3 separate regions of the Homo sapiens genome follow, and all the other regions are linked to region 3. A link is a loop called in an ENCODE intact Hi-C map of the cell type or tissue named here. Cell type or tissue: Caco-2. All regions are shown on one strand. Region 1 overlaps GPATCH1 (G-patch domain containing 1). Region 2 overlaps GPATCH1 (G-patch domain containing 1). Region 3 overlaps RHPN2 (rhophilin Rho GTPase binding protein 2).

What was found. Hi-C counts contacts between places; a loop is a spot of excess contacts. Peaks named below come from ENCODE experiments on the same cell type or tissue, not always from the same donor. Only the 100,000 strongest peaks of a DNase experiment are listed, where the experiment ranks them.
Region 1: a loop joins it to region 3, with 9 times the contacts of the local background. A loop is called at or near these places in 4 of 110 quality-filtered maps.
Region 2: it touches region 3 in a loop (2.5-fold over the local background); 4 of 110 quality-filtered maps call a loop at or near these places.

Annotation. Positions count from the first base shown.
Region 1 is chr19:33,096,441-33,104,440 of GRCh38, reverse strand. It overlaps GPATCH1 (G-patch domain containing 1), which reads right to left. Exons shown (of 20, transcript NM_018025.3): 7 at 7,995-8,000; 8 at 6,539-6,686; 9 at 2,867-2,946. Among named protein-coding and RNA genes, the nearest start is that of GPATCH1, 19 kb to the right of the region's middle. In Caco-2, no CTCF peak of the experiment used is centred here; DNase peaks (open chromatin) are centred at 3,140, 3,460 and 6,240.
Region 2 is chr19:33,114,703-33,122,702 of GRCh38, reverse strand. GPATCH1 (G-patch domain containing 1) reads right to left here. Exons shown (of 20, transcript NM_018025.3): 16 at 4,662-4,878; 17 at 3,586-3,693. Among named protein-coding and RNA genes, the nearest start is that of WDR88, 13 kb to the left of the region's middle. RefSeq lists an enhancer at 4,084-4,253. In Caco-2, a CTCF peak has its summit at 3,420 (motif pointing right); no DNase peak of the experiment used is centred here.
Region 3 is chr19:33,044,141-33,052,140 of GRCh38, reverse strand. It overlaps RHPN2 (rhophilin Rho GTPase binding protein 2), which reads left to right. Exons shown (of 15, transcript NM_033103.5): 2 at 7,777-7,892. It also overlaps the pseudogene LOC124904805. Among named protein-coding and RNA genes, the nearest start is that of RHPN2, 17 kb to the left of the region's middle. RefSeq lists an enhancer at 3,143-3,861. In Caco-2, no CTCF peak of the experiment used is centred here; DNase peaks (open chromatin) are centred at 2,870, 3,000 and 4,540.

The DNA of each region.
Region 1 (8,000 bases), 52 kb before region 3:
TACCACCACACAAAAACCCAGAGGAACATGGCAGAAAGGAGGAGTGTGTCCACAACTTCTCTATATCCTCCATGGGATTCAAAGTATTTCTTTCTTTTTTTTGAGACAGGGTCTCACTCTGTTGCCCAGGCTGGAGTGCAGCAGCCAATCACAGCTCACTGCAGCCTGGACCTCCCAGGCTCAAGCAATCCTCCCACCTCAGGCCCCCAAGAGGCTAGGACTACAGGCACATACCACCACACCCAGCTAATTTTTTTTTTTTTTTGTATTTTTTGTAGAGATGGGGTTTCACCATGTTGCCCAGGCTGGTCTCAAACTCCTGGACTCTAGCGATCTGCCCGCATTGGCCTCCCAAAGTGCTAGGATTACAGGCGTAAGCCACCATGCCCAGTCTTGGATTGAAAGTATTTCTCTCTGTCTGTCTGCCAAATCATTGTTCTGTTTGACCTCTAGATTCAGATCTAGAGAACCATCTAAATCTGTGTGTGAAAGGCTAGATGAACACAGCCCTCCTCTGAAGTGTTCCTGCCCAAAGCCCTACTCCAGAGAAGCGCCAGGAACCCCCAGGACTGTGTCTCTCCACTTAGGGATGTTTGCCCACGACTCTGTATTTGTGTATCTGCTACCTTTGTTGGATGGGAGCTACCTGGGGCCAGGCTGGCCTATTTATCCTAAGGACCAGTGAGTGCTTCTCCATCATTTTTAAACTATGCTTCCTTTTCTTTTTTTTTCTTTTTTTGAGATGGAGTCTTGCTCTGTCACCCAGGCTAGACGTGCAGTGGCACAATCTTGGCTCACTGCAACCTCCACCTTCCAGGCTCAAGTAATTCTCCTGCCTCAGCCTCCCAAGTAGCTGGGTTTACAGACACGTACCACCATGCCTGGCTAATTTTTGTATTTTTAGTAGAGGTGGGGTTTCGCCATGTTGGCCAGGTTGGTCTCGAACTCCTGACCTCAAGTGATCCATCCGCCTCAGCCTCCCAAAGTGTTGGGATTATAGGTGTGAGCCACCGTGCCCGGCCTTATGCTTCCTTTTCATACATGTAAAACACCTGCATTTTCCTTTAATGTTATTTGACATTTCTGGTAATAATAGCAGCTTACTGTATGCCCGACACTGTCCTAGATATATTCTGCTGGCTATCACAACACATGAACTATCACAATGAAACAAATCAAAACTGTCCCCTGGCCTCCCGTGTCCCAGACAAGCACAGGCCAATCCTTAGAGGTACTGAACAAATGTTTGCTGAATAAAAAACAAAAAGCTGATTAAAGCGTGAAACAATCTAAAACAGGAATGCTGACAAGGCAGATGGCCAGACACCCCTCCTGGGCTGGCCAGCACCCTAACTCCCTCCTGAGTGTGCCTGTGAGCATGTGACTTTGGTGGTGACAGGAAGAGCGCCATGTGGCCTAAGAGCTTCACATGTGGCTGTGACAGCATCTCACAAAAACAAAGCAATCTGCAAAGGCACGCAGAGCTCTCCTCCAACTTCACCCACCTGCACACGGCTTCTCTCCCTTCTGCTCGGCCCCAGCTGAGGAGGCCAGGGAACCTTGCCCCTGCTAGCTTCAGAGCATGGGGAGGAACCAGGGCTATGGGTTATCCAGCTTTCTGAATGTTTTCTACTTTTCCTTAACCTACATTTCCCCTAGAATCATAGCAATTTCATTCTCTTTCTAATGTATGTCTCTTTTCATGTAAATAACCACTCACTTGAAGTTTGAATTTGAAATATTAGCGGCCGGGCGCGGTGGCTCACGCCTGTAATTCCAGCACTTTGGGAGGCTGAGGCAGGCGGATCACAAGGTCAGGAGTTCAAGACCAGCCTGACCAACATGGTGAAACCCCATCTCTACTAAAAATACAAAGATTAGCCAGCCGTGGTGGTGCACGCCTGTAATCCCAGCTACTCAGGAGGATGAGGCAGGAGAATCGCTTGAATTTGGGAGGCGGAGGTTGCGGTGAGCTGAGATTGCATCACTACACTGCAGCCTGGGTGACAGAACAAGACTCCATCTCAAAAAAAAAAAAAAAAATAGAAATTAGATATTTTTATCACAATGTAGCTACTGACTGATATTTCTTTTCTTTTCTTTTCGATACGGAGTTTTGCTCTTGTCGCCCAAGCTGGAGTGCAATGGTGCGATCTTGGCTCGCTGCAACCTCTGCCACCCAGGTTCAAGCAATTCTCCCTGCCTCAGCCTCCCGAGTAACTGGGATTACAGGCGCCCACCACCACACCTAGCTAATTTTTGTATTTTTAGTAGAGATGGGGTTTTGCCATATTGACCAGGGTGGTCTCAAACTCCTAACCTCAGGTGATCTGCCAACCTTGGCCTCCCAAAGTGCTGGGATTACAGGCGTGAGCCACCACGCCTGGCCAACTGATTTTTTTTTTTTTTTTTTGAGACAGAGTTTTACGTGTTGTCCAGGCTGGAGTGCAGTGGTGTGATCTTGGCTCACTGTAACCTCCACCTCCTGGGTTCAAGTGATTCTCCCACCTCAGCCTCCCTAGTAGCTGGGATTACAGGCATGCGACACCACGTGCGGCTAATTTTGTATTTTTAGTAGAGACGGGGTTTCTCCATGTTGGTCAGGCTGGTCTTAAACTCCCGACCTCAGGTGATCCACCCACCTTGGCCTCCCAAAGTGCTGGGATTACAGGTATGAGCCACTGCGCCTCGCCCTGGTATTTCTAATGTAGAATGTTTTTCTAGACAATCACTAGTAACCAGGCTGTTGTTTTTTGAAAACAGAATTTACTTATCTTTCCTGTTGTTAATAGAACTCAGATCACATAGCAGCAAATATTTTAAGAACTAAACCAGTAAAAAAAGAAAGAAAAAAAGTTTTTCTTACTTTCTTAGAAGATAAAGGTTTAGAAGCCAAGGAAAATCCATCCAAAATTTTGCCAACGTACCGAAGGTCTTTCTCTGATTCTACAAAATGATGTCATAGATTAATTCCAGAAGTAGAGATGATTAGAATAAGACAGAACACATCAGCATTTTACGTTCTTATCTCTAAGAACATAAATAGTACGTGTCATACATGCTATCACTCAACAGCAGCAGTAAAGGGAAGAACAAGTGGTAAGCAAAGCCCCACACCTCTGTTGACTCAGTGACTAAGGCCCGGCCCACACCGCCCTGGACAGATTGGGCTACCCAGGTCACAAGGCTGTGGTCCTCCAAGACAAGCATATTGACGTGATTTTTAGAAGAAGTACCTTAGGGGCACCAAAGGATATACCCCGTGGAGTAAAAGATCAAGAAAAACCACCAAAAGGACAAGCATGGAGGAAAATACAAATCACAACTGTGAGAGCGTCATGTGTAAAACTAGGTGAAGAACTACAGGGTGACTACCTGGCCATCTCCTTAGCAACAATCCAAATAGGGATGAAAGGCAATGCCACCAGGTCAGCCTGTAATCTTTAACAAGACATAAAGATCACAGACATAGGAAACTGAATGACCAATGCCCTCTGACCTGGAGGTGGGGATCGTCTTCTGGTCATAGAGACAACCCCACCAACAAAAGCTCTTTGATTTGATTCTCAAGGTTTTCCTGCACGTACTGGTTACGCCAAAAGTCCGTATAAATGAACTGTATTCTCTGCACTCAAAAGCCCCTTCTGAAAAAAAAAAAAAGCCCCTTCTACATGACCATCAAAAGCTCTTTCACAGGCTAGGAGCTCAGGCCTGAAGCAGGAACAGCAAGCAGTGCAGATGAGCTAAGGCTTTTAGCCACTCATCATTCAGCACCACCACATCTCTCCCCTCCCCACAAAACCATTCTTTGTGCTTTGACTCCTGTTGGGCTTTTTTTTTTTTTTTTTTTTTTTGAGATGGAGTCTCGCTCTGTCACCAGGCTAGAGTACAGTGGCACAATCTTGGCTCACTGCAACCTCTGCCTCCTGGGTTCAAGTGATTCTCGTGCCTCAGCCTCCCGAGTAGCTGGCATTACAGGCATGTGCCACCACACCCAGCTAATTTTTGTATTTTTAGTAGAGACGAGGTTTTACCATGTTGGCCAGGATGGTCTCGATCTCCTGACCTCGTGATCTGCCTGCCTCAGCCTCCCAAAGTGCTGGGATTACAGGTGTAAGCCAATGCACCTGGCATGTTGGGCTTTTTTTAAAGCTTCTAGAACTTACTAAAATTTCTTCAGGTAATGTGGGATTCAATTTCACATTCTTGGAACTTGTATTATCTCAAAACCCAGAAATTTCATGTTTATGAGTTCATTCTGAAGAATTCTGAAGAAATAAACAAATGTACATAAAGACAGAATCAGAAAAATATTCATTATAGCCCTATTGATCATGGAAAAAAAAAATGAGAATTTAAAAATCAACCATGGCCAGCCATGGTAGCTCACGCCTGTAATTCCAGCACTCTGGGAGGCCGAGGCGGGCGGATCACCTGAGGTCGGGAGTTCAAGACCAGCCTGGCCAACATGATGAAACTCCATCTCTACTAAAAACACAAAAATTAGCTGGGCGTGGTAGCAGGCGCCTGTAATCCCAGCTCCTTGGGAGGCTGAGGCAGGAGAATTGCTTGAACCCGGGAGGCATAGGCTGTGGTGAGCCAAGATCAGGCCATTACACTCCAGCCTGGGCAACAAGAGGGAAATTCCTTCTTCAAAAAAAAAAAAAAAAAAAAATTAGCTGGGCGTGGTGGTGCACACCTGTAATCCCAGTTACTCAGGAGGCTGAGGCAAGAGAATCGCTTGAACCCGGGGGACGGAGGTTGCAGTGAGCCGAGATCATGCCACTGCTCTCCAGCCTGGGTGACAGAGTGAGACTCTGTCTCAAAAAAAAAAAATTTAAAAATGTAAAAAATCAACCGTGGAGACTAGGTAAAATAAAGATAGATTCACCGAATAGAAAATCATACAGTCAAAACTACAGATGCTGTGACCCTGCAGGGGGGGAGAGAGGAAGCTGGGGGAGAGAGGCCACAGCAGAGAGGGACAAGGACAGGCTCGGAGCTCAGTGGAAGGAGTGAGAACCAATCAGCTGGGGGCAAAGCTGGTGCACGAGGGAAAAGTGAAAGATGTGGTTCAGCAGGCGGACTTAAATATATGTCATTACATATCATTAATTATTAAAGGATTGATATATTGTTATTAATATGTTGTATATTAAATATCATTTATATTAACAGATATAGGATATTATCAATTTCATACTCCCACCACTTTTAATAAATAATGAATAATTAAAATAGATCAATACATTACTATGTAATAATGTATTGGTATGTTACATAATATACCAATAGTATTGATATATTAATTATATAAAATATAAATCATATACAATATATAATGGTATATTGATTATAATATAGTATTAAAATTAAATAGTATATTATGATATATTAATATATCTTCATTTAAGTTATATAAAAATAATCCATAGTTTGGGGACAGAAATCAGAAACTATAGGGAGGCAAAAGGAAGAAGGCTCAGAAGCTAAATGACTCAGGGGAAAAAAAAAGAAAAACATTGGAAGGAAAAAAAAAAGGAAGTAAGTACTAGCAGCCCACTGACCACCCGGAGGTTAAGTCTCCTAACACTGGGTACACATGCCCTTCCAGTGTCCTGTGTAAAACCCTGGGTTCCCTGTCATACCATCCCAGTCAAGTGACACATGACTGTATGATAACCAAAGAATAGTAGGTGCCACTTCTTCAGTCTTTGGGACAGGTGCTTTGCCAGACACTGAGTTATGCCACTTAATCCTCACAACCACCTCTGGAGTGGATTTTATCCTCACTTTACAAATGTGGACTCCAATGCCCAGAGAGGTTATGAGCCTTGCCTAAGGTCACAAAGCTGGGCAATGGAGAGCTGGCATCCAAACCCAGGTCTGACTGACTCCAAATCACATGCTGCTAATACCGACTCTACACTGTCTGGCCCTGCACCTTTTCTGGAAACAACTGAAATGTGACTTCAAACCACAGGATCTGATTCACCTTGAAATTTCAACACAGCATGAAGTTAAAGTTGTGTTGAGAGATGTCAGCCTCTTATCCCAACAAGAGCCTCCTCAGAGCCAGGGACTCAAGGGAGAAGACGGACTGGGCGCCCAGCTCCATCTTGCTGCAGGCTGTTGGTGTACCTGCCTCCTGGTCCCCTGGCTTGACCTTCTGACCTGCTGCATGTGTTGGCCTCCTTTGGCCACCTGCCCAGTTCCTCGAGCTCTGGGTGCTTCCCTTTGACCCACTGCCAGCTCTGACCAGCCATGTGGTCACTGGTCCAGGCATTCCTCTTTCCCTGATTACAGACCTCTCCCTCCCTCCCACCTGGGCCCCACCTTGACAGCTGGCTTTGGCCTTGGCCAGGTCTGAATCCTGCATTTGTTTCACTTCCCATGCTGGGCCTCGCTTCTTTGTTTTGTTTCTTACCGTGACTTTGACCAACAACAGAGGCTGGTGCTCCTGTATCGCTCTTGCAGCCCCTCCTTCCTGATACCCTGACACTTGGTCCTGCCATTAGGTTTGTGGCTGTCGAATTACCTTTCTGGTTTTTATACTGCCTGGGTGCTGTCCAGCCATAGAGTCCGTCTCCAGGCTCCTCGTCCTTCAGAACAGTGTCATACTTGGATAGAGTTTCTGTGGCATAGATATCATCATCTTCCTCTTCCAGGGCACCTACACCAAAAGCCTTTAAAAAAACAAGGTTTCAAACTGAGCACAGGTGTTAGGGTATGTCTGGGATCTTCAGGGATAAAGCTACTTTAAGGATGTGATTGGAAACCATGTTAGCACTTCAAGATCACCAAGAGAGAAGTGAACGGGGGTCCCAGATCGACCAACACACACACAAGTTTTCTGGAAAACAGTGACCAGAGGTGAATGCCATGTCCCTACTGCCAACACTGCCCTCCAGTCCCCACAACAGCCATGGCTCCAGGTCCCAGCACAGGAAGAGGAGTGGAGAACAAAGCCAAGCAGCAGTGCAGGGGTGGAAATGTGGCTTCCAAGAGGAGAAAGGAAGAAATGTTCATCAACTGATCAATGCGGCCTGGGCCAACGCTGGTGGCTGGGGTCTAAGGGCCGCTGCTACTCTACTGCCCGCTGGAAGAACTCCTACTCTCTGCGGAAAGGAGCCTCTAACAAGTAGCATTTTTGTTTAAAAGACTGAAAAAAAAACACGTTTATAAAAAGAAAAGGTGGGCCGGGCGCAGTGGCTCACGCCTGTAATCCCAGCACTTTGGGAGGCCGAGGCGGGTGGATCACCTGAGGTCAGGAGTTCAAGACCAGCCTGACCAACATGGAGAAACCCCATCTCTACTAAAAATACAAAATTAGCCGGGGTGGTGGCGCATGCCTGTAATCTCAGCTAGTCAGGTGGCTGAGGCAGGAGAATCGCTTCAACCCGGGAGGTGGAGGTTGCGGTGAGCCGAGATCGCGCCATTGCACTCCAGCCTGGGCAACAAGAGTCAAACTCTGTCTCAAAAAAAAAAGAAAGAAAGAAAGAAAGAAAAGGTGGCCAGGCGCAGTGGCTCATGCCTGTAATCCTAGCACTTTGGGAGGCCGAGGCAGGTGGATCATCTGAAGTCAGGAGTTCGAGACCAGCCTGGCCAACATGGTGAAACCCCGTCTCTACTAAAAATACAAAAATTAGTGGGGCATGGTGGCACATGCCTATAATCCCAGCTATTCAGGAGGCTGAGGCAGGAGAATCACTTGAACCCAGGAGACAGAGGTTGCAGTAAGCCAAGATCGCACCACTGCACTCCAGCCTGGGTAACAGAGCGAAACCCCGTCTCAAAAAAAAACAGAAATGGTAATAATGAAATGGCAAAGTCACCATTTTAAAAATGCATTTTAAGAAAGAATCTTTGACCTGATTCCACTTGAGGATTAGGGGGAAAAAAAAAGAAAATAAAGAACCTCTAAAAAGAAGAAAGAAAGAAAGTAGACTCATTTATCAATGACTCCCCCTTTATAAAATAGAAAATAATTTTACCTGGCC
Region 2 (8,000 bases), 71 kb before region 3:
AGGGTATCAAAGACATTATGGTAAAGGGACATAAAAGACTTGGCTTTCAAGTGCTGATACCAGTTTGAAACTAAAGAGCCGGCCGGGCGTGGTGGCTCACGCCTGTAATCCCAGCACTTTGGGAGGTTGAGGCGGGCAGATCACAAGTTCAGGAGATCGAGACCATCCTGGCTAACATGGTGAAACCCCATCTCTACTAAAAATAAAAAAATTAGGCAGGCGTGGTGGCAGGCACCTGTAGTCCCAGCTAGTTGGGAGGCTGAGGCAGGAGAACGGCGTGAACCTGGGAGGCGCAGCTTGCAGTGAGCCAAGATTGCGCCACTGCACTCCAGCCTGGGTGACAGAGCGAGACTCCGTCTCAAAAAAAAAAAAAAAAGAAACTAAAGGGCCGAACAACCAGGCCACAGTGGCTCACGACCGTAATCCCAACACTTTGGGAGGCTGAGGCAGGTGGATCACTTGAGGTTAGAAGTTCAAGACCAGCCTGACCAACATGGTAAAACCCCGTCTCTACTAAAAATACAAAAAATTAGCCAGGCACCTGTAATCCCAGTTACTCCAGAGGCTGAGGAAGGAGAATCACCTGAACTTGGGAGGTGGAGGATGCAGTGAGCCGAGATCGCGCCACTGCACTCCAGACTGGGTGACAGAGTGAGACTCTGTCTCAAAACAAAACAAAATAAAACAAAAGTGCTGAACAACTATAGCAAATAAGAAATACATTCACTGCAATTTGTCAAAACTTCATACTTTTTTTCTCTGCTTTTTAATCCTGTCTTTGAAAGCAGTTAGCTAATCAAACCAGTATTCACATATGGGCACCATGAGAAACTATAAAGTGAATAATGATATTTTTATGTTAGTTATATATCTGGGCCATGTTATAGATGTTTGTAAACCCAGCCCTCAAAGAGATGATAAACCAGTGTAAATGTTTTAACTTGAAATGCCAATTTAAGATGCAACTAAATGGAAGTTGTTGACAGATATTTGGGGAACAGAATGGGGGATAGATTGTATTTACTTCTGAGAGGACCATTTTATTGTATTTGCTACATTAGCTAAAGTAAAAAGGAGACTTGGCGGCCGGGTGCGGTGGCTCACGCCTAAAATCCCAGCACATTGGGAGGCTGAGGCGGGCAGATCACCTCAGGTCAGGAGTTCGAGACCAGCCTGACCAATATGGAGAAACCCCATCTCTACTAAAAATACAAAATTAGCCAGCCATGGTGGCACATGCCTGTAATCCCAGCTACTTGGGAGGGTGAGGTAGGAGAATCGCTTGAACCCAGGAGGTGGAGGTTGCGGTGAGCCGAGATTGCGCCATTGCACTCCAGCCTAGGCAACAAGAGCAAAACTCCATCTCAAAAAAAAAAAAAAAAGAAAAGAAAAGAAAAAGAAAAAGACAAAAAAAGGAGGCTTGGCTGCGTGCAGTGGTTCACGCTTGTAATTCCAGCACTGTGGGAGGTTGAAGTGGGTGGATCACTTCAGCCCAGAAGTCATGCAGTGAGCTATGACAGCACCACTACACTCCAGCCTAGGTGACAGAGTGAGACCCTGTCTGAAAAATAAATAAATAAATAAATAAAATTTTAAAAATATATTAGTCTTAAATACTCTTCTTGCAATTCCCCTCCAATTTTGTATACTATTTTTTTAATTTCTCTTTTTCTTTTTTAATTTTTTTTAAATTAATTAATTTATTTATTTTTTGAGACGGAGTCTTGCTCTGTCGCCCAGGCTGGAGTGCAGTGGTGCGATCTTGGCTCACTGCAAGCTCCGCCTCCCAGGTTCACGCCCTTCTTCTGCCTCAGCCTCCCCAGCAGCTGGGACTACAGGCACATGCCACCACGTCCGGCTAATTTTTTTGTATTTTTAGTACAGATGGGGTTTCACCGTGTTAGCCAGGATGGTCTCGATCTCCTGATCTCGTGATCTGCCCACCTCGACCTCCCAAAGCGCTGGGATGACAGGCGTGAGCCACCGTGCCCACCCTTTTTTTTTAAATAGAGATGGGTCTCCCTGTGTCACCCAGGCTGGGCTTGTCTCGGACTACTGGGCTCAAGCGATCTGTCTGCCTTGGCCTCCCAAACTGCTATTACAAGTATGAGCCACCGCACCCAGCCTCTTTTACCTTTTTTTTTTTTTTTTTTTGAGACAGAGTCTTGCTCTGTCACCCAGACTGGAGTGCAGTGGCGCGATCTCGATCTCGGCTCACTGCAACCTTTGCCTCTCAGGTTCAAATGATTCTGGTGCCTCAGCCTCCTTACTAGCTGGGATTACAGGCACACACCACCATGCCTGGCTAATTTTTATATTTTATATTTTTATAAAATTTTAATGTATAAAAATATATAATTTTATATATAATTTTATATATCATTTTTATGTATAAAATATATAATTTTATATATAATTTTTATATATAATTGTTATATATAAAAAATTATAAAAATATATTAAAATTTATAAAATATCTAAATATATATATTTATATGAATATATTTTAATATGTATTTATATATGAATATATATTTATTTTAAATATTTACATATTTTATTTAAATATATTTAGAAATATATTTAAATTAAGTTAAAATATATTTATTTTAAATATTTAAATTTATATTTTATATATATATAAGTATAAATATATAAAATATAAATATATAAATATATAAATATATAAAATATATAAAATATAATATATAAATATATAAAATATATAAATTTGTAAAATATATAAAATTTATAAAATATAAAAATATATATAATTTTTATATATAAAATATATAATTTTGTATTTTATATTTTTATAAAATTTTATAATTTTTATAAAAATTATAGTAGAGATGGGCTTTCACCAAATTCACCAGGGTGGTCTCAAACTCCTGACCTCAAGCAATCCTCCCACCTCGCCCTCCCAAAGTGCTGGGATAACAGGTGTGAGCCACCAGCCCAGCTAGAGCCATTGTGCCTGGCTGCAGCCCCTTTTTTTTTTTTTTGAGGCAGAGTCTCACTCAGTCACCTGGGCTGGAGTGCAATGGTGCAATATCGGCTCACTGCAACCTCCACCTCCCGGGTTCAAGCGATTCTTCTGCCTCAGCCTCCAGAGTAGCTGGGACTACAGGCGTGCGTCACTACGCCCAGGTAATTTTTGTATTTTTAGTAGAGACGGGGTTTCACTATGTTGGCCAGAATGGTCTCGATCTCTTGACCTCGTGATCCGCCCACCTCGGCCTCCCAAAGTGCTGGGATTACAGGCATGAGCCACTGTGCCCGGCCAGGCTCTTTTTCTTTAAGCTCTGTTGGGAAACTTATATTTCTATAACAAAACTTAAGATACTTAGGACCCTCCTGTAAACATGTGGCAGGTAAAGGAAATAAAGTTTGGAGGTCTCTGAAGGTGTATAGAAACAACTATCATTTCAGGCACTAGGTGGAGACAACGGGTTTAAAATATGACTGAAAACATATAAACCAGAAGCAAGCACGTATGTTTGGTCGGCTCTAAGTCACACTGTCCCCATCTCAGGGCAATCACACACTGATAAAAATGGGCGAACCAAAGGGCTCTGCACTCACTGGGGCAGAAGACGGGAGGCAGCCGCGGGCCGAACTCTTCTCTTTCATCTATCTGCATCTTTTGTATCGGGAAGGAAGGTGGCGGCTCCTGGGGTGCTGGCACAAGAGCTGAAAAACAGCGGGGTGTTCATGTCATTCGTCTGCCCCATGTTAATGTCTCTGAGTCTTTCATTCATGTCTTTTGCCACCAGATAACATATGCTTGCCCACACCACTTCACTCCTGCCAGGTGCTAAGGATGCAGCAGTGAACACGCAGACCCCGGTGCTGCCCTTGTGAACTCCAGAGCTGGAAGTCAGTCACACGAGGGCACCTGCAACCAAGGGCAGCAATGGCTGAGGTACAGCGTGCCAAGTGCACCCGTGGGCACGTAGCCTAGCGCCCCTAAGACCTGAAAAGTAGAAATGTGTCCCCAAGAAAGGGCCATCTGAGAAGGAAAATCTTACAAACCATCAGGAATGTAAGACTATGTATGTCCCATCACAGAGAACTGCGGGAGACAAGTTTCACTCAAAATAAATTATCAAAGAAAAAACCTTGAAGATAAATGATCATATTCACGTTAATAATCTTGTTTTTTAAGCAGATTACTATATATTCAGATAGAAGAGATATAAAAATTTTAAAAGTCTGGAAAACTAGCCGGGCACTGGGATTATGCCTGTAATCCCAGCACTTTGGGAGGCTGAGGTGGGCAGATCACCTGAGGTCAGGAGTTAGAGACTAGCCTGGCCAACATGGTGAAACCCCATCTCTACTAAAAATACAAAAATTAGCCAGGGGTGGTGGCACATTCCTGTAGTCCCAGCTACTCAGGAGGCTGAAGTGGGAGGATTGCTTGAGCCCAGGAGGTGGAAGCTGCAGTGAGCCGAAGATTGCGCCACTGTACTCCACCCTGGGGACAGAGCCAGATCCTGTTTCCAAAAAAAAAAAAAAAAAAATTATATACATATAAAAGATTACATATCATTGATTGCTAATCATTCGGGTTTAAGATTATAGAGTAAACAGAGAAGCAGCTGTCCTAGAGTCATTGTCTTCTCCTTTAGATCCCCGAGTCTGAAATACTGACATACCGTGAGCCACAGATGATGTTTCCCCCAAGTCAGTGTCTTGGGAGCTTTGGAAGTTGGCCTCCCCAGAGCCTGCCTGATCATCTTCACTGTCACCTTGCTCATCCTCGGAGGATGAGGACTTTTCATCTGAGGAACTGGCAAAGATGGCCCTGAATAAGTCCATGGATGGGCGGCTCCCTTCTCCTTCAGCCTGTGCGTCCACATCTTTGTTGACGGTCTGTATTGACAGTGAAATAAGAGTCAGGGATACAGAGGCAAGGGTAAAAGGGAGGAGACATTCTAGAATACACTCCCAGACACACATATTTATGTTTATGCTCATGTACATGGGTATCCATAGCCACACACCACCCAACTAAACAGTGATCACTCACATAGCTTCTATTTTTGTGGTGTTTCCGAGTCAACAACTGTACAATGTGCTGATGAGGTCAAAGAAGCAAAACCGGGCCAGGCGTGGTGGCTCACCCCTGTAATTCCAGCACTTTGGGAGGCCTAGGCGGGTGGATCACAAGGTCAGGAGATCGAGACCATCCTGGCCAAAATGGTGAAACCCTGTCTCTACTAAAAGTACAAAAATTAGCTGGGCATGGTGGTGGGCGTCTGTAATCCCAGCTACTAGGATCCCCAAAAATGCAGTAGAGCACTGTGCCTCTGTTCTATTTCCAAACTCAGATTCAGGCAACTTAACAAACCCCAAACAAAATAAACTCAAAAGAATTCACACCCAGATACATCATAATCAAACCGCTAAAATCCAAAGACCAAGTAAAAATCTTGAAAGCAGCTAGGAGAAAAATCACATCATTATGTACAGAGGAATAATAATTTGTTTTGGGGTTTTTTGAGCCAGGGTCTCACTCTGTCACCCAGGCTGGAAAGCAATGGTGCGATCATAGCACACTGCAGTGTTGACCTCCTGGGCTCAAGTGATCCTCCAACCGTAGCCCCTTGAGTAGCTGGGACCACAGGTGCATGCCACCACACCCAACTAGTTTTTTAATTTTTTGTAAAAGATGGGGTCTCACGATGTTGCCCAGGGTAGTCTCAAACTCCTAGCCTCAAACAAGCCCCCTGCCTCAGCCTCCCAAAGTGCTGGGATTATAGATGTGAGCCAACACACCCAGCCTGAGGACAATTTGAATGGTTGAAGATTTCTCATCAGAAATCACGAAACCCCGGAGGAAGTAGCAGTTTAATTTAAAAAAAAATTGGCCATGCGCAGTGGCTCACGCCTGTAATCCCAGCACTTTGGGAGGCCGAGGCGGGTGGATCACGAGGTCAGGAGATCGAGACCATCCTGGCTAACACAGTAAAACCCCGTCTCTACTAAAAATACAAAAAATTAGCCAGGCGTGGTGGCGGGCGCCTGTAGTCCCAGCTACTCGGGAGGCTGAGGCAGGAGAATGGCGTGAACCTGGGAGGTGGAGCTTGCAGTGAGCTGAGATCGCGCCACTGCCCTCCAGCCTGGGTGACAGAGCGAGACTCCGTCTCAAAAAACAAACAAACAAAACAAAACAAAAATTATCAACCCAGAATTCTATATCCAGCAAAAACATCCTTCAGGAATGAAGACAAAATATAAGACATTCTCAGATAATGGCAATTTAAGAGAATCACTTGTTGGAACTGGTCTAAAAGAAATGCTAAAGGAAGTTCCTCAGACAGAAATGATAGGTGAGGGGAACGTGGAACTTCAAGGATGAAGAAAGAGCAACAGAAATAGAAAATATCTGATTAAACAGAGTAGGCTATTGTCTCTGCATCGGTTCTTTTAAAATATGTTTAATGACTAAAAGCAAAAATGATCACCACTGGTTTGATGGCATTTTCATTGTGTGTACATGTAATATGTAAGACAGCATAGAGGGAGGAGAGTAAAAGGACCTACATAGTGCTAAAGCTTCTCTATTCTACTGGAAGTGGTAAAACATTTAATTCTCAGTAGACTGTAAAAAGGTAAGTAGGTATACTATAATCCCTAGAGCAATCACTAAAAAAAAAATACCAAGAGAAAAAAAATAGAAAAATTCAAATGGAATATAAAAATTATTCAAGTAATCCAAAAGAAGGCAGAGAAGGGGAAAAAAAGAAACAAAAAAGAGTGGTAATAAACAGAAAATATAACATCATACACGTAAATCCAAAAATATCCATGATCACATTAAATGCAAATGTCCAATATAAATTATCAAAATGTATTTTAAGAAAGACTCAGTGACACGGTGTTTATAAGAAACCCACTTTAGCCAGGCGCGGTGGCTTATGCCTGTAATCCCAGCACTTTGGGGAGGCTGAGGCGGGCAGATCACCTAAGGTCAAGAGTTTAAGACCAGCCTGACCAACATGGAGAAACCCCGTCTCTACTAAAAATACAAAATTAGCCAGGCATGGTGGTGCCTGCCTGTAATCCCAGCTACTCAGGAGGCTGAGGCAGGGGAATTGCTTGAACCCGGGAGGCAGAGGTTGCGGTGAGCCGAGACAGTGCCATTGTACTCCAGCCTGGGCAAGAAGAGTAAAACTTCATCTCAAAAAAAAAAAAAGAAACCCACTTTAAATATAATGAAACAGATGTGTTAAAAAGAAGATGAAAAAGATATATACTACGCAAACACTAAAGAAAATTACCAGGGATAAAGATGATATTACATAATGTTAAAAGGGTCAACTGGGCATGGTGGCTCACGCCTGTAATCCCAGCACTTTGGGAGGCCAGGGCAGGAGGACTGCTTGAGAGCAGAAGTTTGAGACCAACCTGGAAAAACATAGCAAGGCCCTTTCTCTGAAAAAAAAAAAAAAAAAAAAAAAAAAAAAAATTAGCCAGGCATGGTGGTGTGTGCCCGCAGTCCCAACTACTCAGGAGGCTGAGGCAGGATTGCTTGAACCTGGGCGTTCGAGCCTGCAGTGAGCCATTATCACAACACTGCACTCCAGCCTGGGCACAGAGTAAAAGCCGGTGTCAGAGAAAAAAAAAAAAAGATCAATTCACTGAAAAGAAATAGCAATCCCAGTTCAAGACCAGCCTGGCCAACATGGTGAAACCCCATCTCTACTAAACATACAAAAATTAGCCAGGCATGGTGGTGCGCACCTGTAGTCCCATCTACTTGGGAAGCTGAGGCAGGAGAATCACTTGAACCCGGGAGGGGAGGCAGAGCTTGCAGTGAGCCGAAATCATGCCACTGCACTCCAGCCTGGGGGACAGACCAAGACTCCATCTCAAAAAAAAAAAAAAAAAAAAAAAGAGAGAAATAGCAATCCTAAATGTATATACACCTAAGAAGTGCACTTCAAAATACATAAGGCAAAAATAACTTTGGAATACAGTTTGACAGCTTC
Region 3 (8,000 bases):
TGCCTCCAGTTTTATATTTTTTTTTTAACTTAACATAAATTTATTTTTCACAGTTCTAGAGGCTAGAAATCCAAGATCAAGGTGCCAGCACGGTCAGTTTTTGGTAAGGGCTCTCTTTCTGACTTTAATTCTTTTTTTTTTTTTTTTTTTGAGACAGGGTCTCACTCTGTCACCCAGGCAGGAGGGCAGTGGCAAGTTCTCGGCTCACTGCAACCTCCGACTCCCGAGTAGCTGGGACTATAGACACACGCCACCACGCCTGGGCTAAGTTTTGTATTTTTTGCTTGAGACAGGGTTGCACCATGTTGGCCAGTCTGGTCTCAAACTACTGACCTCAAGTGATCCGCCCACCTCAGCCTCCCAAAGTGCCATGATTATACACGTGAGCCACCACACCAGGCCTTTGTCTGATTTTAGACAGCCACTTTCTCACTTTGTAAGAAACTTGTAACAGTGGCAGAAATGTCACTGTAGCTGTGATCTGTCTGTTCACTGAACAGATTTCACCTAGGATAACATTCTGAGGCTTTTCTCTGGGCACACATTTAGTTGTTACACCACATTATTTAGCTGTTTTATGAGCTTAAGAACAGTAGTTACAAGCAAGGTGAATCCGCATTGCTGCACTCAAAGCTTTCAGATAGGTGTGTGCCACACTAATATAAACGGTTGCTGTACACGTACAGAGAAACTTCTCTAGTAACGAACTGTAGAAATGATCCCTGGAAGTACAGTCTTCCTGCCTGTGGGCTTTGTCTAGGTGCTGCTCTTAAATACGTGTCTTACAGGTGAACAATCTGACTGTACATTAAGGGCATGTAAGTGACCTGTAAAGAGAGTTTTCACTCTAGGCCAGTGCGGTGGCTCGCACCTGTAGTCCCAGCACTTTGGGAGGGCGAGGTGGGCAGATCACTTAAGTCCAGGAGTTTGAGACCAGCCTGGCCAACATGGCAAAACCCTGTGTCTACTAAAAATACAAAAATTAGCCGGGCATGGTGGTGTGCACCTGTAATCCCAGCTACTCAGGAGGCTGAGACAGGAGAATCGCTTGAGTCCAGGAGGCGGAGGTTGCAGTGAGTTGAGATCATGCCACTGCACTCCAGCTTGGGTGACAGAGTGAGACTCTGTCTCAAAGGAAAGAAAAGAGTTTTCACTCTAGGTAAACTTATTTGAGTTAGTACTTTTTTAGTTGCAGGTGCTAGAAAATTTAATCCAAAATAACTTTGGCAGATAAACACACCCTAGTATGTTCCTCCAATAGAATTCTATCCCACAATAAAAAAGGAACACACAAATTAGCCGGGTGTGGTGGCGGGTGCCTGCAATTCTAGCTACTCAGGAGGCTGAGGCAGGAGAATCGCTTGAGCCCGGGAGGTGGAGTTTGCAGTGAGCCGAGTTCACGCCACTGTGCTCCAGCCCGGGCAACAAGAGCGAAACTCTGTCTAAAAAAACAAAAAAAGGAACAAACTACTGGTAAATGAAACAGCATGGGTGAATCTGAAAACATGGTATTGAGCAAAATAAACCAGACATAAAAGTCTACATCCTATCTGATTACATTTACATAGTTCAAAAGCAGACAAAAATATGTGGTGATAGAAATCAGAGTATTGGTTGCCTGGGGATGATGGAAATGTTCTGTGTTCTGTATTTTGATAGGAGTGATGGTTACGCAGGTTTATATGTTTGTTCAAACTCATTGAACTATATACTTAAAATATGTGTATTTTATTATATATAAATTGTATCTCAATTCAGAAAATTGAGATACAAAGAAGGGAATGAATTGGTTGCTGTAAATGAAAAGTACAGAGGGATGGCTTCAGGCCTAGCTTGATCCAGGGCTCAGATGACATCGCCAAATCTGTTTCTCAGCTCAGCCCACCTGGGGTTGGTTCCCTGTCTAGGGAGACACTCTTCTGCTGGTGGTAAGGTGGCTGCAACTGCTCAGTGTCACAGCCTCCCAGGTTCAAGGCCAATGAGGACCTCTTCCTGATGGGTTTCGATTGACCCTGATCTTCAGGCTTTGGTTTTCCAATGGGCCAGGCAGAAGTCAGATGTTCTTCCCTTTGGAAAGGATGTTGGGGGAGCATGGATTTACACACACACCCCTGCCCCCCACCAGGCCATCATGGGCTATGAGGCGGGAGAGTGGGCTGGCATCACTGTTCCCCCAAAAGATGTGGGGTGATGGTGGGCAGCCATCACCCATGAAGGGGTGTCTGGGGGTTGCATGCATTCCTACCGCTCACACCGCCTCACCGCTCATCCTGGAGCAGCAGGAAGGACAGGGTCTTAAATCCCACCCCAACTTTTACTGCCTGCCTCTAGGATCTCAAGTTGCTCATATAGCCTCCTTGCTGCAGAACCATGGGATCCGAGATGCTGTACCAGGGTCCACATAAGCGGGCCGACCCCAGGAGTTGCCTGTAAAGCTGGTGATGACACGGGGGTTCACTCAGTACTTGCTTTTCTTGGGTGTTGGCTGTTTGCCCACTCTTCAAGTTTCGGGACTGACGGAAATGTCCGAACCTTAGTGTGGGAAGGGAATAGACTCTGTGGAGGAGAAAGTCTCACTTCACTGTAGAACTTGTCAACAGCAGATCCCGAGGTCAGGACAGCTCAGTTGGCCCCACAGGTGTGAGAGGTTTAGCCCCAGTCCCTGGTGCAAACCCTCACTCCAGTCTCAGAGCGGCTTTGTGTTCTGTTGAGAACCAATCCCTGTCTCTGAGTTGCAGAGGCTATTCTGGAAGCTGTTTGTTCAGGGCTAAGGTCTCGTTATTACACAAGATAGGGGGTGGGGTGAGAAATGTATGGGTGGGGATGGTGGACCCGCCACCTTGTCCCCTACAGAGCAGCCCCTGGCAGGGGCTAGTAGATGGCCAATAGTTTCTGGTGATGCCAGGGAGTCTTTCTGACAGTCTTGTCCAGATTTACCTCTCAGGGAAGTTTCCACACACAGCCCCGTGGGTGTTTCTTGTGTTCCCCAGCAAAGCCCAACATTCCTACCTGTCAGGAATAAGTAATGTGGTTTCGGGCCCAATTACTCAGTCAAATCTAACCCTAAGTGTTCCTATGCCTTATCTAGAAACCTGACCACATATCTATGGGCTGGTTAGGGCGTACTGATTCCAGGCCAGCAGAAGTTGGGGAAAGTATACGAACAGAAAAAAAAACATTCTTATCCGTAGTTTGGAATGGCTGCTTATCTGAGCTCTGGGAATGTACGTAAAGGAATTAGTTATTCAAGCTTCCCTGTAAAATGAAACACAGCAGTGGTGATCCAGGTAATTCAGAGTCAAACTGAATCGTCGTCATTTTTGGAAGTGGAAAGGAAAGAGATGAACAGTTATTTTAGTTATTTAATATTTAATTATAATAGCTTAACATTAAAGTTTTTTTTTTTTTTTTTTTTGAGACTGAGTCTCGCTGTGTCACCCAGGCTGGAGTGCAGTGGTGTTATCTTGGCTCACTGCAACCTCTGCCTCCCGGGTTCAAGTGATTCTCCTGCCTCAGCCTCCAGAGTAGCTGGGATTATAGGCGCATGCCACTACGCCCAGCTAATTTTTATATTTTTAGTAGAGACAGGGTTTCACCATGTTGGCCAGGCTGTTCTCGAACTCCTGTCCTCAGGTGATCTACCCGCCTCAGCCTCCCAAAGTGCTGGGATTACAGGCGTGAACTACTATGCCCGGCCAAAGATATTTTAATCTTAAATCTGAAGAAAGACAAAATTGGAAACCGTTTAATGCTTTAAACGATATTAATTTTAAAATCCATTCCAGGGCTGGATGCCATGGCTCATGCCTGTAATCCCAGCACTTTGGGAGGCCGAGGCGGGTGGATCACCTGAGGTCAGGAGTTCGAGACCAGCCTGGCCAACACGGTGAAACCCCATCTCTACTAAAAATAGAAAGATTAGCTGGGTGTGGTGGTGGGTGCCTGTAATTCCAGCTACTCAGCAGGCTGAGGCAGGATAATCACTTGAACCCAGGAGGCAGAGGCTGTACTGAGCTGAGATCGTACCACTGCACTCCAGCCTGTCTACAGAAGCCAACTCGAATTCCGAATATCTGTGCAATTTGAACTTGGGGGAAAGTGTCCTTGCGAGACAGGGAAAATTAGGTTGTGGGGCTATGTGGGGGATGGGTGGTGGTGACCTGATGGGAAATGAGAATGAGAAGTCTTTTATTTTTATTATTATTTAAAAATTTTTATTATTATTTGTAGAGACAGAGTCTCACTCTGTTATCCAGGCTGGAGTGCAGTGGCGCAATTGTAGCTCACCGCAGCCTCAAACTCCTGGCCTCAAGCGATCCTCTGGCCTCAGCCTCTCAAAGTGCTTGGGATTACAGTTGTGAGCTACCATGACCATTCTGGCCAAGAATGAGAAATCTCTGTGGAAGGAGAATACTGGGATTCCTGAGGAGGTTTCCGCTATAGATAACTCACATCTCCCTCCCTGGGGTCCAGGCCATGGGTGTGGCTTGGGCAGAGGTCGGAGAGGCCAGGTGTGTGCAGGCCTGAGATGTGACTCAGGGAGAGAGAAAGGGCAGTCTCTTCACCACGTAATACTACCCGCCAGACCGCTCCCAGGGAGTAACCGCAGTGGGCAGGACCTAGAGATAAGCGGCAAAGAGGAATGTGGGCGTATCCCAGGTCCTGAGGCTTCTACCTGTCTGGGGTGGGAAGAACACCATTCAGCTAAAATGCAGCTTTTATTCTGATCTTAAACTTTTAGCGTGAAGCGTTGTAATCCAAATACCCCAGGGCACAATGGTCAGAGAACACAGACAATTTGTTGAAAAAGAAATTAAAGTGTCAAGATTATATGGAAAAACCTTTACCTTCACTGTTATAATAAACATACAAATTAGAAGAATGAGCTATCTATTTTTGCATGTCAACTTGACAGAAATTAAAAATAATTTTCAACCAGACAGATAAAAAGACAATCCAGTTTAAAACTGGGCAAAGGAGAGCTGGGTGTGGTGGCTCACACCTGTAAGACTAGCACTTTGGGAGGCCAAGATGGGCAGATCACTTGAGGTCAGGAATTCAAGACCAGCCTGGCAAAAAAATGGTGAAACCTTGTCTCTACCAAAAAATGGAACAATTAGCCGGACGTGGTGGCATGCACCTGTAGTCCCAGCTGCTCAGGAGGCTGAGGCAGGAGAATCACTTGAACCCAGGAGGTGAAGGTTGCAGTGAGCCAAGATCATACCACTGCAGCAGTCCAGTCTGGGTGACAGACTGAGACCCTGTTTCAAAAAAAAAAAATGGGCAAAGGATCTGAATTGATATTTCTTCGAAGAAGATATACAGTTGGCCAATAAGTTCATGAAAAGATATTCAACATCATTAACTGTCAGGGAGACACAATTCAAAACCACGATGTGAGACAGCACACACATAAGGTAGCTGTAATAAAAAAGATAGACCAGCACCTGTATTGGTGAGATGTAGATGAATTGGAACTCTCATCCTGTTAGTTGGGTTGTAAAATTGTATAACCACTTTGAAGAGCCTGATAGTTCCTCAAATCATTAAACATAGAATAAATCATATGATCTAGACCGGGCTCAGTGGCTCACGCCTGTAATCCCAGCATATTGGGAAGCCAAGCCAAGCGGATCACTTGAGGTCAGGAGTTTGAGATCACCCTGGCCAACATCATGAAACCCGCCTCTCTACTAAAAATACAAAAATTATCTGGTCATGGTGGTGCACGCCTGTAATCCCAGCTACCCGGGAGGCTGAAGCAGGAGAATCGTTCGAACCTGGGAGACAGAGGTTGCAATGAGCCGAGATCGAGCCACTGCACTCAAGCCTGGACGACAGAACAAGCCTCTGTCTCAAAAAAACAGAATCAAAAATAAAAACAAAACAAAAAAACCACCTGATCTAGACATTTTATTTCTATATTTATAGCCAAGAGAAACAAAAGCACATATCCATATAAAACCTTGTACGCACATAAACAGCCTTATTCGTAATAGTCAAAAAGTGAAAACACTCCCCATGCCCATTGTATGATGAATGATGAATGGATAAAGTACACAAGTGTGGTGTATCTATGTAATGAAATCTTATTCAGGGACAAAAACGGACAAAGTTCTGATACATGCTACAACCTGGATAAACCTTGAGAACATCATGGCAAATGAAAGAAGCCAGATGCAAAGGCCACATATTATATGATTCCGTTTATATGAAATAATCTTGAATAAGCAAACCTGTAAAGACAGAAAGTAGATTGGTGGTTGCCTAGGGCTGGGGTTAAGGGGAAAAGGAAATGAGGAGCGATGCTAATGGCTACTTGCTTTTTTTTTAGGCTGATGAAAATGTTCTAAAATCAGATAGTGGTTGATGGGCGTGGTGGCTCGCGCCTGTAATCCCAGCACTTTGGGGGGCTGAGGTAGGCAGATCACTTGAGGTTAGGAGTTCAGGACCAGCCTGGCCAACATGGCGAAACCCTGTCTCTACTAAAAATACAAAAATTAGCCAGGCGTGGTGGTGGGCACCTGTAATTCCAGCTACTCGGGAGGCTGAGGCAGGAGAATCACTTGAACCTGGGAGGCAGAGGTTGCAGTGAGCCGAGATTGTGCCACTGCACTGCAGCCTGGATGACACAGCAAGACTCCATCTAAAAAAAAAAAATCAGATAGCACTGATGGTTCTGTAACTCCTGAATATACTAAAAACCAATGAATTGTTTATTTTAAAAGGGCAAAACGTATGGTATATGGATTATATCTCCATAAAGCTGTTACTAAATAAAAAAAGTAGGCCAGGCGCAGTGGCTCACACCTGCCATCCCAGCCCTTTGGGGAGGCCAAGGCAGGTGGATCACTTGAAGTCAAGAGTTCAAGACGAGCCTGGGCAACATGGCGAAACCCTGTGTCTACTAAAAATACAAAAATTACCTGGACATGGTGACATGCACCTGTAGTCCCAGCTACTTGGAAAGCTGAGGCATGAGAATCACTTGAACCCAGGAGTCGGAGATTGCAGTGAGCCGAGATCGCGCCACTGCACTGCATCCTAGGCACGCAGCGAGACTCCATCTCCAAAAAAAAAAAAAAAAAAAGTAGATACTCAGTAACAGTGAGGGGGAAAGCGGTCACAAGGGTGTGGGTGCCTTTCTGTCCTGGAGGATGATTGGGCTGGCCCATGGGTAGCCCTGAAAGGTTTGATCTTATAACTCTGCCCTAGAGATATGTCTTTAATTAATTTATTTATTTTTGAGACAGCGTCTCACTTTGGTTGCCGAGGCTGGAGTGCAGTGGCATAATCTCGGCTCACTGCAACCTTCAGCACCCAGGTTCAAGCGATTCTCGTGCCTCAGCCTCCTGAGTAGCTGGGATTATAGGCGCCCACCACCACACCTGGTTAATTTTTTGTATTTTTAGTAGAAACAGGGTTTCACCATGTTGGCCAGGCTGGTCTTGAACTCCTGACTTCAGGTGATCCACCCGCCTTGGCCTTCCAAAGTTCTGGGATTACAGGCATGAGCCACAGTGCCTAGCTCAGACCTTGTCTCTAAAATAAATTACATAAATAAAATAGATGAGAAGGAAAGACCAATTCACAGTGGCTGTTTTGCAATTGTGTTGTTATGAGCGACTTTTCTTTATACTTTTCAATATTTTCTATGTAGATGCTTTGTTTTCAGAAAAGATTATTTTTAAAGTTAAACATTTTCCATTATATTAAACCCTGTCATCATTTTTAGAGTGGCCGACCTCTGAAGGGGCATCTCTTATTTTTCCTCAGGGCTGTAATCCCCTTGCACAAACCGGCCGGAGTAAATTGCAGAATCAAAGAGCTGCTTTGAATCAGCAGATCCTGAAAGCCGTGCGGATGAGGACCGGAGCGGAAAACCTTCTGAAGTAGGTGTCTTCTGGCTTCCCTGCCTCTCCTGAGTCCTAGTCATCTGTTCCCTAAACTCCCAGGCCAGGCTCTTGGTTTCAGCTTTGGGTTTCCTCCTCATTTCTGGC